Regions from separate parts of the Homo sapiens genome. Here region 2 is linked to region 1. The links are chromatin loops, found by intact Hi-C in ENCODE. Cell type or tissue: dorsolateral prefrontal cortex. All regions are shown on one strand. Each heading gives the region's core, and the rest is flanking DNA. Links, peaks and the distances in the headings are about the cores only.

The links. Peaks named below come from ENCODE experiments on the same cell type or tissue, not always from the same donor. Only the 100,000 strongest peaks of a DNase experiment are listed, where the experiment ranks them.
Region 2: it touches region 1 in a loop (1.9-fold over the local background); 23 of 110 quality-filtered maps call a loop at or near these places.

Annotation. Positions count from the first base shown.
Region 1 is chr21:17,508,334-17,516,778 of GRCh38, reverse strand. It overlaps CXADR (CXADR cell adhesion molecule), which reads right to left and starts at 3,736. Exons shown (of 7, transcript NM_001338.5): 1 at 3,607-3,736. The coding sequence starts at 3,649. RefSeq lists silencers at 3,566-4,105, 4,166-4,285. In dorsolateral prefrontal cortex, for the core only: CTCF peaks have their summits at 2,664, 3,873 and 4,076; DNase peaks (open chromatin) are centred at 3,168, 3,808 and 4,745; H3K4me3 peaks cover 4,162 bases; H3K27ac peaks cover 4,915 bases.
Region 2 is chr21:17,450,650-17,459,094 of GRCh38, reverse strand. TRG-GCC1-5 (tRNA-Gly (anticodon GCC) 1-5) reads left to right here and starts at 4,236; the gene lies at 4,236-4,306. RefSeq lists a silencer at 4,147-4,356 and an enhancer at 4,397-4,466. In dorsolateral prefrontal cortex, for the core only: no CTCF peak of the experiment used is centred there; a DNase peak (open chromatin) is centred at 4,264; H3K4me3 peaks cover 439 bases; H3K27ac peaks cover 2,667 bases.

The DNA.
Region 1 (8,445 bases), core at 63-8,062:
CATTGTTATTAACTATAGTCACCATGTTGGATAATGGATTTAATTTTGTATCCCTTGACCAACATCTACCCAACCCTTCCACCTTCAACCCCCATTACCTGCTCCAGGATCCCCATTCTTGACACGTAAGGCAACAGACACACAGTGAGGCTTGGCCACCATCAAATAGCTAACAAGAGGTTGGGAGACCAGACTTTTTTAGTTCCATTCATGTTGGCAATTGAAGAACACCACCCCAAACTTTAACAAGATCCCTAAGTAATGCTGACGCTGCAGGTCCCTAGGCCACATTAGTTTACAATGTCAACCCAAGCCCTGGAGAAACTAGTGTCCTCACAATGCCTCAAAGTATTCAATTAAGACTATGACATTAAAGAGCTAATAATAAAAGCCTTCAGTATTTGACACACAGTCAAACCAACAGTAGGTTCTTAATAAATGACAGATGACCAGTGGTAGTAAGAGAAAGTGGCTGCTGTAGGGACAGAAGAGCATAGTGTGATGAGAACACAGATTCAAGAGCAAATCTGTGATCTTCACAAGTTAATTATATAACGACTCTGTGCCTCTGTTTCTCTATTTGTACAACAGGGATAAGTATAATAAATACCCTCTCGGGTTGCTTGGTGGATTGAATATATAGGTATGTAAAGCCCTTAGAACAGTATCTGGCATTTCATAACTGATCAAGGGTTTAATTTTACTACTACTGCTACTGCCACTGCTTACTACTGCTGCTACTACTGATTACTAGTAGTATGACTCACTAGTAGGCAGCCAATAAAAATGCATCGAAAGGAGTCCCATCTGCAGCCAGAGTATACCACAAAACTGTTTCAGAGCTGGAGGAATATCTATCACTGACGGTATAATCTGAATGAGTCTTTCCCTTGTTTTGCTAAAGTAGGAGTCAATCATGTTAACAGTGAACTTGAGTTAATAACAATGCCTTTTTTTTTGTTTATTTGTTTCAGAGACGGAGTCTAGCTCTGTCGCCCAGGCTGGAATGCAGTGGCGCGATGTGGGCTCACTGCAAGCTACGCCTCCCGGGTTCACGCCATTCTCCTGCCTCAGCCTCAGCTGGTACTACAGGCGCCTGCCACCAGGCTCGGCTAATTTTTTTGTATTTTTAGTAGGGACGGGGTTTCACCGTGTTAGCCAGGATGGTCTCGATCTCCTAACCTCATGATCTGCCCGCCTCGGCCTCCCAAAGTGCTGGGATTACAGGCGTGAGCCACCGCGCCCGGCCCATACCAATGCATTTCTAAATGGTCAGAAATATCTGAAGAAATAAAGCCATTCATCAATTAGTATGTCTTCTTTTTTTTTTTGAGACAGAGTCTCACTCTGTCGCCCAGGCTCGAGAGCAGCGTCATGATCTTAGACCTCATGAGCTTAGACCTCCCAGGCTCCGGCAAACCTCCCATCTCAGCCTCCCGCGTAGCTGGGACTATGACAAGCATCACTGCACCTAGCTAGTTCTTTTTGGGTTTTATTTTGTTGTATTTTTTGTAGAAATGCGGTCTCGCCATGTTGCCCAGGCTGGTCTCAAACTCCTACACTCAAATGACCCTCCCGTCTCAACCTCCCAAATTGCTGGGATTACAAGCACCGTGCCTGGCCTCAGCTGTTCTTAAACTGAAAAACTGGAATAAAGATAGTTGCCTTGTTTAGCTGAGACACTGGCCCTTCGAGTAGATGTTCACTGTACCCGTGTATACCTTATGAGCACAATGACTCTCTGCATCAAAATATTATTTCTTAGAATTGTGCCTATCAAAGTGAGGCATTCCAAAAAAAAAAAATTAAATCCAATTATCTAAATATTCCCGTTAAAACAACAACAACTAGTTCCTGCCAGGCATGGTGGCTCACGCTTGTAATCCCAGGACTCTGGGAGGCTGAGGGAGGCGGATCACCTGAGGTCGGGAGTTTGAGACCAGCCTGACCAACATGGTTTCTACTAAAAATAAAAAAGTTAGCCGGGCATGGTGGGGGGTGCCTGTAATCCCAGCTACTCAGGAGGCTGAGGCAGGAGAATCGCTTAAACGCGGGGGGCGGAGGTTGTGGTGAGCCAAGATCACGCCATTGCACTCCAGCCTGTGCAACAAGAGCGAAACTCCATTTAAAAAAAAAAAAAAGTTCCTCCACATAATTTATGTTCTTCCACTTTTCTGCTTTAGATGTGGTCTAAAACTATTTTTTTTTTTTTTCCCAGAGAACACACTGTGTTCTCAACTTCATCTTCAGGTTCGGCCTAGACAAAAAAAAGAAAAAAAAGAAAGAAAGGTGGGAATGTACCTGTAAACTGGTTCTATGACCCTTCATCTTCTCCGGAAGGCTTACTTTGGACATTTCAGCCCGCCAAGTCTAAATGATATATATCAAAAAGGTGGAGGTAGTGCTATAGGCTCAGATCGAAGATTAGACTTGCTAATAGAATGTTGATCCCATGAGTAATGCTCACAGCTGTGGCATCCAACAATGGAATTAACATTTCAACAGGAAGCAGAGAGCCATCCCAACAGAAAGGGCCACTAGATCCTGCTTCAGAGCACCTAACAACAAAAAATTACCCTTCCAGAGGCTATACTAAGTGCGCCTCCTAGGATCCCACCTACGGATTTTTAAAAATGAATTATTTGGTTATAAAACGCAGCAAGTGCTTAGTTTGACAAACAAGATCAGTTGGTTAAAACACCGACATGGAAAATCCGTTTTTTAAAGTGTCAAAATGATTACGCCTCCTAATGGTCCACGCATTTTTCACATGCCTTTTTTCCCCTCCCAGAGAAAGGAGCAGTCGACAAACGCACTTGGCAAATCCTCTAGCAATTACCCTGTACAACTCAGCCCGTCTTATCTCCAAAATGAACGACTCATTACAAACTCAAAAACGAGGTCACTGAATTCTCCTTTGCACTTCGCCCAAGGACTGCAGAAACCAATGCTACATTTTTGCAGGAACCCACTTTTGATTTTCCACGGTCTCCTTCACAATGCGCGTCTGGTTAGCAGCTCCTGCCTGGGCGAGCTGCTTCCAGGAGACTAACACCGTCCAGGCTGGCGTTCGCTCAGCGCCTCTTTCCTAGAGGTAGCCTGGCCGATCCGAGGCACCGGGCAGCTCCATGTCCATTGAATAATGGCGTTTGCAATTCAGCCTCCCCGCCTGGGCGACTCGACACCTGAAAACTCGCCGCCCAAGGTTTTTGAAATCGGGTAACGCTGGAGAGAACCGACACGAAGGCTGACAAGGGAGACGGCGAGAGCAAAGAAAGGCAAGCCCGCACCGGGGCAGAGAATGCTATGGGAGAGCTGCGAGGCGCACCCGACACGCCGCGCCCGAGCCCCTCCGCCTCCACCCCCCGCCGAGGGCTCCGTCCCCGGGCACTCCGCGCGCCCTGCGCGGCTCCCTACGGGACGGCTCCAGGAGCGCCCGGCCCAGCAAAAGCGCCCCTGTGCAATTCTGCCCGCCCCGCCGCCCCTGCAGCAGCGCCCCCAAATCGCGCCCGCCCCCTCCCCCACGCCCCATTGTTCCTGGGTGGCCGCGGGCAGCGAGCGCCCCCGGGCTGGGCGGGTGCTGAGGACCCCATGGCCCCTACTCACCCACTACTCCGCACAGGAGCACGAAGCACAGCAGGAGCGCCATGGTGGCTGCCGTGCCGTGGGCGGCGGCTGCAGGTAGGCGGCTCTCGCTCCTGGTCCCAGGCTCCCCGCGCCTCGCGCGCTCCCGACTGGCTCGCGGCGGCGGCGGCACCTCTGCACCCTCCGCCCCTCCTCCCAGCCCCCGCTCGGCAGGTGAACTCGCGTCACTTCCGGCAGCGGCCCGGGCCGGGCTGCGAGCGCCGGCTTCTCCAGCCGCGTGGGGTTGCCTTGGCAACCGGGCGAGGCGCTCTTCTGTCCCCGGGACCCTCCCGGCGCCGAACTCTCAGCCTCCCGGCGCGCGGCGTCGTAGGTCGCGGGCGGCCGCCTCCCACGCCGCAAGCCTGCGCAGGGGTCCCCGCCTCCATCCCTTAAGCTAAACCAGGGTTTTGCGCGCGGGGGTGGGGCAGCCCGTCTCCCACATACTGAAATTGCGTTGGCGCCCTCCTTTAAGGCGAGGCACGGGACACTCCCAGGGGCCGCCACTAGGGCGGCTCCTACCCTCCGCCCCGCCTGCACCCACCCGTCCCACCCCTCGCGGTTTGCCCCAGGGGCAGGTTCTCTGACCTCATGCTCACGGGATGCGACCTGTGCAGCCCCTGGCCTTCGCTCTCTTAACGAGCCGCTCTGGCTGACATAAAAAGCGCGAGAGGGCTTTTCTCCATCTCTGGTAGGGATAGAGCCCCTCTGCAGCTACCGATTTGGGAAATACCTGAGGTTTTTTCCACTTGCACAGAAAGGCTATTCTAGCCCTGAAGCTGGCTAGTAAGACGCTATAGTCCCAGCTACTCCGGAGGCTGAGGTAGGCAGACAACTATTATCCAATATTAGTGAGTGAGCTTTGAAAGTGGGGCTCAGTAGTTGTGGTTGAAGGCGTCAGTTGGAGTGTGGGGTCGGGGAATTGGAGATCTTGAAAGTTGTTGTCGGCTGCTCTTCCAGATAACGTTTATTTATAACTACATAGAGACTTTGTAGTGCCGCGACAGTTCCATAACAGAAATGAATTGAAGAAGAGGAGCGGTGGGTAAGAGCTTATTCCGCGGAGTGGGGCAGTAACTGGGCAGGTTTCATAGAAATGGCACCTACTTCGGGGTTGCTATGAAAGTTAAATGAGATAATGCACAAAAAATGCTTGGCACCCTGCCTGGCACGTAGTTTTAATTAGCTTCCACTTACTGAGTTCTTGCTTACAGGGTTCCTGCTTATGTAGTCTATAAGCTTACATAGTTTGTAAGTTCCTGCTTACTATCTAGACTAAGCAGGAACCCCCGTAAGCAGAATTCAGTAAGTGGAAGCTAATAAAACTAATATTGGAAAATTCTTATTATGCATTGAACCAGAAAAGAGAAGGGGCAAAGAAATCAGGTATCAAGAAGACCAGAATTGCGCAACTGCAGTTTAGCCTGGTGAGTTGCAATTCTGGCTGCACATGAAAATTACTTGGAGAATGTTTTAAAAATACTAGTGCCTGGCTGGGCGCGGTGACTCACGCCTGTAATCCCAGCACTTTGGGGGCCCAGGCGGGCGGATCATGAGGTCAGGAGATCGAGACCATCCTGGCTAACACGGTGAAACCCTGTCTCTACTAAAAATACAAAAAATTAGCCAGGCGTGGTTGCAGGCGCCTGTAGTCCCAGCGACTCGGGAGGCTGAGGCAGGAGAATGGCGTGAACCCCGGGAGGGGGAGCTTGCAGTGAGCCGAGATTGCGCCACTGCACTCCAGCCTGGGCGACACAGCGAGACTCCGTCTCAAAAAAAAAAAAAATATATCTATCTATCTATCTATCTATATATGTATATATATACTAGTACCTGAGCCTTACTCAAGTGATTCCAATTTAATTTGATTTAAGGGGAATCCTGCTTTACGGCAGCCCAATAAATGACAGATGACCAGTGGTAGTAAGAGGAAGTGGCTTTGCAAAATCATACCATCTGATTGTAAAGTTCTGCCAAAGCTTTTACAAACTAATAAGAGTTCAATACAGACGTAAGACAACATGAGTAACGGCTAGGGACTTCCCATTTGAGCAAACAGGAATTCTACTGGATATAATTGCGTGTAAATAATATTTGGAATTTAAATTTTTACTCACCACACTAAATGAAATCAAGCAGAGAAGAGCAAGTATTGAAGTTGTTCATCTGTTTAACAGTGTTCTACGAGAACTTTTCTATACTCGCTCTGTCGCCCAGGCTGGAGTTCAGTGACCCCATCTCGGCTCACTGCAACCTCCGCCTCCAAGGTTCAAGCGATTCTTCTGCTTCAGCTTCCCGAGTACCTGGGACTACAGGCGCGCGCCACCACGCCCGGCTAATTTTTGTATTTTTAGTAGAGACGGGGTTTCACCATATGGGCCAGGCTGGTCTCGAACTCCCAGCATGTTGGGAGGCAGAGGTGGACGATCGCCTGAGCCCAGGCGTTCGAGACCAGCCTGGGCAACATGGCAAGACCCCCCATATCTACTAAAAATAAAAAATGAGCCGGATGTGATGGCGCGCAGTGCCTGTAGTCCCAGCTACTCCGGAGGCTGAGGTAGGAGGACAAATATTATCCAATATTAGTTTTGTTATCTTCCACTTACTATGTGCAGGAACCCGGTAAGCAGGATCTCAGTAAGTGGAGCTAATAAAGTGAGCCCAGGAGGCAGAGGTTGCAGAGAGCCTTGATCCAAGAAGGAGAAGGAAGCAGAAAGAAGAAGAAAAGGAGGAGGAGGAGGAGGAAGAATTACCCAAAAGGATTTAGGAGGAGGAGGGGGGGGGGAGGAATTACCCGAAAGGATTTAGGAGGAGGAGGGAGGAGGACCGGGAGGACGAAGGGAGGAGGAAGGAGGAGGAGGAGGAAGAGGAACAACAACTACCCAAAAGGATTTTTATCTTAATCCCTTTCCTGGTACTTTTTCTTCTAATTCTTAGCTTTTGCCTCCTTCTGTGTTAGGCATTTGCATACCTATTAATCACTTTTCTTGTTCTAAATACTTCTAGAAGGCTGAAAAAGCACATTTTTTTTTTGTCTTCGTCACTTCTGAAAGCACATACTAGGTTCTCAAGTATTTCTCAAGTTGAATTGAATGCTTATTTTCTATGGCAATATGTTAATAAAATTTAAGTATCTGTGCAACAACAAATCATTGCACCTTAAATATATCTTTTCAGAATGTGCTTTTTTGGGAGAGGGGGACAGGATCTCGCTCTGTCGCCCAGGCTGGAGTGCAGTGGCGTGATCTCGCCCACTGCAACCTTGGCCTCCTGGATTCAAGCGATTCTCCTGCCTCAGCCTCCTGAGTAGCAGGGACTACAGGTGCACTCCACCACACCCGGCTAATTTTTGTATTTTTAGTAGAGACAGGGTTTCATCATGTTAGCCAGGATGGTCTAGATCTCCTGACCTCAGGTGATCGCCCACCTTGGCCTCCCAAAGTGCTGGGATTACAGCCGTGAGCCACTGTGCCCAGCCCAGAATGCGTTTTTTAAAACGTAAGTTTTACATCAATTTTTTTCTGCTGCTTTAGATTACTGAACACAGATTTTTTTAAAATGTACCATTCTAAGATTTAAATAATCTTGAAAGAAGCAGTCGATCTTATTTGGGGAAGTATTGTTCTTTAAAAAGTTACATGAAGTCATTTTTAGACTTTGGTTTGTGACTAAATTATTTCATAAACAGTAGCTAAAATTATGCAGTTATGTGAAATATATTAAAGACACCTTAAAATGCATTTGTGGCTGTTGTCAGCTTGGAAATTATGTCTTCTGGAAGCTATAATAAGATAATCTCATTTATTCTGGAACATATAAATTATTCTTTTTTGTCTTCAAACCAAGCTAAGAAATAGTGCACAGCCATTAAGTGAATTGCCCTGTCTTAGTAATGCACCAAGCACTCCACATTATATAGCCTCTAAACCAGCTTAAAGGTGATGATCCTTGCTCCATCAAGGCTATAATTACAGATACACAAATAACTGTGGTTAATAAAGCATCCATCCTTACAAAAATGTCTCAGCACTAATAGATCTATGAACACACCCATAGATTATTAAAATCCTACAATCATATTCAAAGGTTAATTTATACTTAAGAATTAAAGGATTTTCATCTCTTCTCAGCTTGGAATATGAAGACATGTGAATTAAGAAACTCTCTTTTTTTTTTTTTTTTTTTTGGGACGGATCTCCATCTGTCACCCAGGCTGGAGTGCAGTGGCATGATCTCGGCTCACTGCAACTTCGCCTCCCGGGTTCAAGCAATTCTGCCTCAGCCTCACGTGTAGCTGGGATTACAGGCATGCACCACCACACCCGGCTATTTTTGTATTTCTAGCAGAGATGGGGGTTTCGTCATGTTGGCTAGACTGGTCTCAAACCCCTGACCTCAGGTGATTTGCCTGCCTCAGCCTCCCAAAGTGCTAGGATTACAGGCGTGAGTCACTGCGCCAGGCCAAGAAACTTTCTATTATATGTGAAACTGCTGCTAATTTTTCTGTTTTCTGAAAAATGATAATGCTGTTCTTAAGAAATGAAGATTTCGCCAGTCACAGTGGCTCACGCCTGTAATCCCAGCACTTTGGGATGCCGAGGCGGGCAGATCACCTGAGGTCGTGAGTTCGAGATCAGCCTAACTAACATGGAGAAACCCCATCTCTACTAAAAATACAAAATTAGCCGGGTGTGGTGGCACATGCCTGTAATCCCAGCTACTCGGGAGGCTAAGGCAGGAGAATCGCTTGAACCTGGGAGGCGGTGGTGGGTGGAGATCGCGCCATTGCACTCCAGCCTGGGCAACAAGAGCGAAACTCTGTCT
Region 2 (8,445 bases), core at 310-8,309, 58 kb after region 1:
CACCCTCTGAGACAGATTCTTGCTTTGTCGCCCAAGCTGGAGTGCAGTGGCAGATCTCGTCTCACTGCAACCCCCACCTCCTGAGTTCAAGCAATTCTCTTCCCTCAGCCTCCTGAGTACATGGGATTACAGGAGCGTGCCACTACAACTGGCTAATTCTGTGTTTGTATTTTATTTTATTTAATTTACTTATATATTTTTTGAGATGGAGTCTCGCTCTGTCGCCCAGACTGGAGGGCAGTGGCACAATCTCAGCTCACTGCAGCCTCGACCTCCTGGGATCAAACGATCCTCCCACCTCAGCCTTGTGAATAGCTGGGACCACAAGGCATGCGCCTCCATGCCCAGCTAATTTTTGTATTTTTTGTAGAATTGGGATTTTGCCACGTTGCCCAGGCTGGTCTCAAACTCCTGAGCTCAAGGGATCCACGTGCCTTGGCCTCCCAAAGTGCTGGAATTACAGGTGTGAGCCATCACGCCTGGCCCAGATTACTCTTCCTAATGTGGGTAAGTCTCATCCAATCAGTTGATGGCTTGAATAGAATGAAAGACTGAGCTACCTGCCGCGAAAGGGAATCTGTAGCAGATGACCTTCGGACTTGGACTGCAGCATCAACTCTTTCCTGGGTCTTCAGCCAGCTGGTCTACCCTGCAGATTTTGGACTTGCCAACCCCCATAATTGTGTAAGACAATTTCTTTATAAACAAGTTTCCTTGTGTGTATATACATCCTATTGATTCTGTTTCTCTGGAGAAACCTGCCTAATACAAAATCCCTTTCCAAATTAGGGCATGATACATTGCATAGCCCCGGATGTGACAGTAAATAAAAATTCATAATGAAAAATGTTCTTTGTAGCATTATTTATAACAACAAATTGAAATTAGCCTATATGCACATCAATAATGAATTGAATAAATGAATTATAAAACTACTTTCACGCCATAGAAAGCAATCGAGATACAACTGTATAAAATGGTGGTGGTGATGTAAAAGTATGACCAAGGTAGATTGTTAGAGAAAAAATGCAATTTGCCTTGAAGTACACATAATTGGATCCCACTTATGTAGAAATTTATATAGTTGGAAAATAGTATAATAAAAATAGGTAACACTTACTGAGGGCTTCCTATATGCATTCACTTCATTCATTCAATTCGACAAATATTTATTGCATGCTGTGCTGGGTGACAGGCTCTCAGCAGTAAATTAGACCAGTGGTTTTCAACCTGGGTGATTTTGCCCCCCAGAGGACATTTGGCCATGTCTATAAATAGTTTTTGTTGCAGGTAGAAGTGGGTAGAAGCCAGAGATGCTGCTACACAACCCACAGTGTGCAGGACACCAGCCCCTCTTTCCACTACCGGAAATTATTCAGCCTAAAATATCAGTAGTACAGAGGTTGAAAACCCCTAAATCAAACAAAATCCCTGCCTTTATGGAGTTGGCGGTAATTAATTTAATTCTCATGTTGCCTCTATTGGGTAGGTACTATTATGATCCTCATTTTATAGATGTGGAACACATAGCAACAAAAAGGTCAAGTAAAGGCACAGGCCAGGGGCCGGGTGTGGTGGCTCACACCTGTAATCCCAGCACTTTGGGAGGTGGAGGCTGGTGAATCACTTGAGGTCAGGAGTTCGAGACCACCCCGGCCAACATGGCGAAACCCTGTCTCTACTAAAAATACAAAAATTATCCTGGCATGGTGGCACGTGCCTGTAATCCCAGCTACTTGAACCCCGGAGGCTGAGGTTGCTGTGAGCCGAGATTGTGCCACTGCACTCCAGCCTGGGTGACAGAGTGAGACTCCATCTCAAAAAAAAAAAAACCAAAAAACAAAAAACCAGGCACAGTGACTCACGCCTGTAATCCCAGCACTTTGGGAGGCCAAGGCGGGTGGATTACCTGAAAGGCCAGGAGTTTGAGACCAGCCTGACCAACATGCGGAACCCCGTCTCAACTAAAAAAAATTAGCCAGGCATGGTGGTGGGCGCCTGTAATCCCGGCTACTCAGGAGGCTGAAGCAGGAGAATTGCTTGAACCCAGGAGGCGGAGGCTGCAGTGAGCCGAGATGGCACCACTGCACTCCAGCCTGGGCAAGGGCGAAACTCTGTCTCAAAAAAAAAAAGACACGGGCTAAACGACTCACAGGTACCTCTGTAAATTGGGGTTAGGGTGAACTTTCACTTTTACATAATATATTTTGATATATTTAAAATTTTAATAAACTTATTTTACTTTTATAATAATTAGCTTTGTAATTAAAATGTGAGTTAAAAATATTTTAAAATGATTTATCACTTCCAGTTACTTGTTTAAAACAATCCTACCTTTCCAGGCCCTCCATGATCTAGTCCCATTTGCTTCTCCAACTCTCATTGCTCCTCGCCTCGTGCACTCTCCATTCCAGCTACCCTAGGTTAATGTCTTTTTTGAGTTTGGGACTTTTGTTCGCTCATTATTCCATTACCTGCGAAACCAAGTAAGATCTTGCACATAAATTATGAATCAAAATGAATTATAAAGAGGAGTTTCTTTCATATTGAATCAAAATCCGCTTTTCTTTTTTTTTTTGAGACGGAGTTTCGTTCTTGTTGCCCAGGCTGGAGTGCAATGGCGCGATCTCCGGCTCACCGCAACCTCCGCCTCCTGGGTTCAAGCGATTCTCCTGCCTCAGCCTCCCGAGTAGCTGGGATTACAGGCATGTGCCACCATACCCGACTAATTTTGTGTTTTTAGTAGAGACGGGGTTTCTCCATGTTGGTCAGGGTGGTCTCGAACTCCCAACCTCAGGTGATCCGCCAGCCTCGGCCTCCCAAAGTGTTGGGATTACAGGCGTGAGCGACTGCGTCCGGCCCAAAATCTGCTTTTCTGTAATGATTTTTACCAATTAGTCTTAGTATTCTATTAGATATTTACAGTTTTCTTTATTCCTCTCTCTCCCCACCCCTTCTCTCTTTCTTTTTTCTTTTTTTTGAGACAGAGTCTCGCTCTGTTGTCCAGGCTGGAGTGCAATGGCGCGATCTCGGCTCACTGCAGCCTCCGCCTCCCAGGTTCAAGCGATTCTCCTGCCTCAGCCTCCTGAATAGCTGGGACCACCGGCTTGCACCACCACGCCTGGCTAATTTTTGTAGTTTTAGTAGAGACCAGGTTGATATTTACAGGTTTCTATTCAAGGCATCGTCACAAGACAATACTACCAACATTTAAATATTTATATATAAGTTTTCTCTAAGTTAAGCTTCTCTAACGCTTTCAGACATTTTGCTGGCTGAACCTTGTTTCAATAGCGCTTACCATCCTAGCTTCTTTTCTTAGCTAGAATACTCCACTTTGCCAATATCCTTCCTGAAGTGTGGCATGCTGGAGAGTACACCAGAGTCCAGGGGTGAAACGAGTAGTTAGAAAGCAAACAGCCTCCTGTGCTTTGTTTTTTTCTGAACTTTGTGTATGTGGAGCTCTCATTGCACTCACTTCCTTGACGGTGTGTCCCACATCACTGAATCACAGTTCACTGCAATAATCAGCAATGGCTGTCACGGTGCTGAGTCCTCAGTAAGGTATTATTCAGCGCATTCTGCTTAAGATGGCAGGAAAGCATTTAATATAAATAGCATTTAATGCAATTTATATTTTTATATAAATGAATTCAATTTTTAAAAAAACTGGTGTTTATTCAAGAGGCACTCACACGGCTATCTGGAGCACTTTATTCTCAAAAAACCCCCCAATTCCCCCAAACAATCTGGAGAGGCAACATTTAATTGTATCATGAATCAATAAGTAGCAATACTTCAAGTGACCAACTTTTTTGTTGCTGTTGAGGCAGTGTCTCACTCTGTCACCTAGGCTGGATTGCAAGTGGCATGACCACAGCTCGCTGCAGCCTTGACCTCCCAGGCTCAAGCAATCCTCCCTCCTCAGGCTCCTGAGTAGCTGGGACTACAGGCACGTGCCACCATGCCCGGCTCATTTTCTTTTTTTTTAGTTTTTTTTTTTAGAGACAAGAGTCTCCCTGTGTTGCCCAGGCTGGTCTCGAACTCCTGGGCTCAAGCAATCCTCCCCACTCGGCCTCCCAAAGTGCTGAGATTACAGGCATGAGCCACCATGCCCAGCCAAGTGACCAAAATATTATCATCTTCCTTCTCCATTATCTAGTCTCTTGCAACAAAGAACACCTTCCAGTCGCGTTCCAATCATGTTACTGCTTTTCCCCAACTCTTCTATCGGTGCATGGGTGGTTCAGTGGTAGAATTCTCGCCTGCCACGCGGGAGGCCCGGGTTCGATTCCCGGCCCATGCAGCACGAAAATGTGTTTTGGACCGTGCGCGGGAGGTTGCGGTAAGCCGAGACTGCACCGTTGTATTCCAGCCACAGCAACAGTGAGAGAAACTTCGTCTCAAAAACAAACAAAAAAACTTTCGAGGGGTCCCAAATGCTTCTTAAATTGAATGATTTGTAGAACAGGCTTTGTGACCCAGTGACTAACTGACCATCCTTTATCACAAAAGACACTAGTTTTCCTCCCATATAGCATTTCCTCCACAGTCAGGAGAGAGACTTTCCCCCAAACATGTCTCAGCTCAGCCATCTGGAGTTTGCGCATGTGTTTGCCATGTTAATCCCTCCTTCGTAAGCGCTCTCTCTGGGGTTATGAATCTTCTCAAACGGTATGAGTTTGACAGCTAAAATGGACTGATTTAAATCACTGTTCGCACACTGAAAATACAGTGGAATCAAGGTTCAGAGAAGATGGCCTGAGGACCTTGCTTTACTAGGAAGCAAGTTCTGGAACGGACACTTGCTTTTGGAGCACCCTTTCCTATCTTCTATTTAATTACTTAATCCTTTATTATATTCTCCCTGTCCCCTATTGCCCCCACCCCTGCACTTTTTAACCTCTTCCTGTAAGACACTAAACATATAAAAGAATATAGGGGAAAACAGTAAAAATAACAGCTAACAATTGATAAGAGTGTTTCAGATAGATCCGGGCTCTTCACTTACTTTATCCCTAGTCTTCACAACGGTTCATATAAGGAAGAGGTGGACGCAATTTTTTTTTTTTTTTTTTTTTTTTTGAGACGAGGTCTCTCTCTGTCGCCCAGGCTGGAGTGCAGTGGCGCGATCTCGGCTCACTGCAAGCTCCGCCTCCCGGGTTCACACCATTCTCCTGCCTCAGCCTCCCGAGTAGCTGGGACTACAGGCGCCCGCCACCACGCCCAGCTGATTTTTTGTATTTTTAGTAGAAACGAGGTTTCACTGTGTTAGCCAGGATGGTCTCGATCTCCTGACCTTATGATCCGCCCACCTCGGCCTCCCAAAGTGCTGGGATTACAGGAGTGAGCCACCGCGCCCGGCCTGGATACACATACTTTAAAGACGTAAAATTGGCTGTTTAGTAATTATTCAGAGCCACACCAGTACTAAATTTATTAAAGAGGAAACAAAAAAAATTTGTAACTCATTATTAGATATCACTGTACCCGTGGGGAGAATGGAACAGGGACATTTGTGGATGGATATGTGCAAAAAAAAAAAAAAAAAAAAAAAAAAAAAAAAAAAAAATTCAAGAGCCATTGATGATTCTTTTAGCAAAAAAATGGAAGCATTATGAATTACGGTGCAAGGGTCAAGGAGTATTGGGAGCTAGTTTCCCTGACGAATGCTGAGTCCATTAGAAGTTGGAACCATTAGACTTTTGAAAACCTATAGAAAAGAGAGTGGATGGTAGCTAGGCAGCTAAAAAGTCTTTGATGCTTTATTTTTGTATGGGCTTACTATTACAATTATTGGGAAGTAATATTTGGGTGGGAATATTTCTATATCAAATAGTCTGTATTTGCATAGGCTGACATTTAGATTGAATCTACAGTAGGATTACTACACAGCTTTGAGATCTGGGTTTGTGAAGCACATGGTTCATAACATAAAAAAGAGTGATTTGAATGTCTCACAATTTTCATTATGACAACTTGGATGAACAACATCTACAGTAATTTCTAAGTCTCACACCATTCCAGCCACACCCAGTCTGGGCAACACAGTGAGACCCCATCTTCAAAAATACGTAAATAAATAAATAAAAGAAGAATAAAGAAAAGAAAAATGGAGATTTCTTTGTATATGTGTGTATAAAAATCAGGAAGCTAAGACAAAATATTCCGAAAGTATGAGTCACAAAATTATATTACTTGACATATGATCAGGGTCACAAACTGAGATAATTGTATTTTGAAAGATTAATGCTAAAAAAGTTGGGAAACTGTATACACGATTACAGCATGAAATTAAGAAAATAATAAGGCAAGCAGTTTTATCCTGGATAAAACATTTTTTGGTGGGGTGGTGGGGGTAGGGGGTGCCCTGGTGAAGACTAAGCAATCTGTTAGACAAATTCTAAAAGAGCTGAGCTGTAACATTTTTATTTATTTATTTATTTATTTTTAAAATTATTTTAGATTTCAGTCTTGTTCGGGAGTGGTGGCTTATGCCTGTAATCCCAGCACTTTCAGAGGCCGAGGCCGGCAGATCACCTGAGGTCAGGAGTTCCAGACCAGCCTCACCAACATGGTGAAACCCCGTCTCTATTAAAAATATAAAAATTAGCTAGGTGTGGCGGCGTACGCCTGTAATTCTAGCTACTCGGGAAGCTGAGGCAGGAGAATCGCTTGAACCCAGGAGACGGAGGTTATAGTCAGCCGTGATCGCACCCCTGCACTCCAGCATGGGTGACAGAGGGAGACTCTGTCTCAGAAAAAAAAAAAAGATTTGAGTCTCACCATGTTGCCTAGGCTGGTTTCAAACTCCTGGCCTCAAGCAACCTTCCTACAGGCGCGAGCTACTGCTCCTGGAAAGACTATATTTCTTTAAATATTAGAATTTAAAGACCATCTGGGAATAGAGTTGGCTTGGAGGGAGGATGAAGAGATTGGAGCTGTTGATGGAAAACAAAACACCATCACATTTTTTCCCTTGCTCTTCTGCCAATAAATATCGGTTGACCTCCTGCATTGATCTCCCTCATTGCTATCCCCAATTTATTTTTTTTAATATTCTAAATGTGTAAGATAAACCTGAGAAATATTTGACCTCATGCAACAATGTAATTTCCATTCTCAGTTCCTCCAAATCAGGGAGCTGTCTATATTCTCATTTTTCAGGAGTAAGATTTGCAGATAACTGTAAATCCATGCTCACTAGCAGTGTAAAATTTATACAGAGGAAACTACAAGTAGATAGAGTTGTTGTTAAGTTCAGCTCTGTCTGATTTAGAAATGAATCTCGTGTTTGGATAATCTAGTCTTAGCTCATTCTATTTATTCAGCCAAGTTATTTCCTGCACAGATCCCTCCTTTGCCTGCCAACTGTAATCATTTTTTTCTTTTCATGTTAGTTCCCACTACTCCTATTTGAAGTGCCACCACATACAGCTTGCGGTTGCTTTACTTTCCATCTAGTTAATCTCACCCGTACTGGTCATCTAAACAAGCCAATTCTTCCCAATCTCTTGATTTTCTGATCATTCCTTCCATAATGAATCTATGATCTGATGAGTAACTTTAGTTATTTTTAGTGTGTCCCTTACTCACTCTCCTAAGTGACGTCACCTCTCATGTTGCCTCATCAGGAAAATGATTAGGCAACATGGAGTAGGATTAGATGGGGTGTCCTCAATTCTGGGTGCATATTAGAAGTATTTGGGGAACTTTAAAAAAATACTGCTTACCCGGGCCTGCTGGCTTATGCCTGTAATCCCAGCACCGTGGGAGGCTGAGGCAGGTGGATTGCTTGAGCTCAGGAGTTTGACACCAGCCTGAGCAACATAATGAGCCCCTGTCTCTACACACATGCACACACGCACACACACGCGCACACATGCACACACCCGCACATACACAGCTACTCCTTCACCACATAAGACAAGTGTAATCAAATTTTCTTAGCATAAGACCTGGGCGTTGTTGGCATTTTATTAAAAGCTCAGCCAGAGTTAGGAACCACAGGAAGAATGATTTTCACCTACCTTTCCAACTTTATGATTCCCTTATTCTCTTTTTTTAAAAAAATTTTTGTAGAGACGGGGATCTCCCTGTGTTGCCCAGATTGGGATCAAACTTCTGGGCTCAAGTGATCCTCCTGCCTCAGCCTCCCAAAGTATTGGGATTTCAGTCATGAGCCACTGAGCCCGGTTGATTCCCTTATTCTTTTTTTTTTTTTTTTTTTTTTTTTACATATTCTTGCTCTGTCAGACGGGCTGGAGTGCAATGGCGCGATCTCAGCTCACTGCAACCTCTGCAACCTCTGCCTCCCGGGTTCAAGCGATTCTCCTCCTCATCCTCCTGAGTAGCTGGGATTACAGGCGCCCGCCACTACGCCTGGCTGATTTTTGTATTTTTAATAGAGATGGGGTTTCAGTATGTTAGGCTGGTCTCGAACTC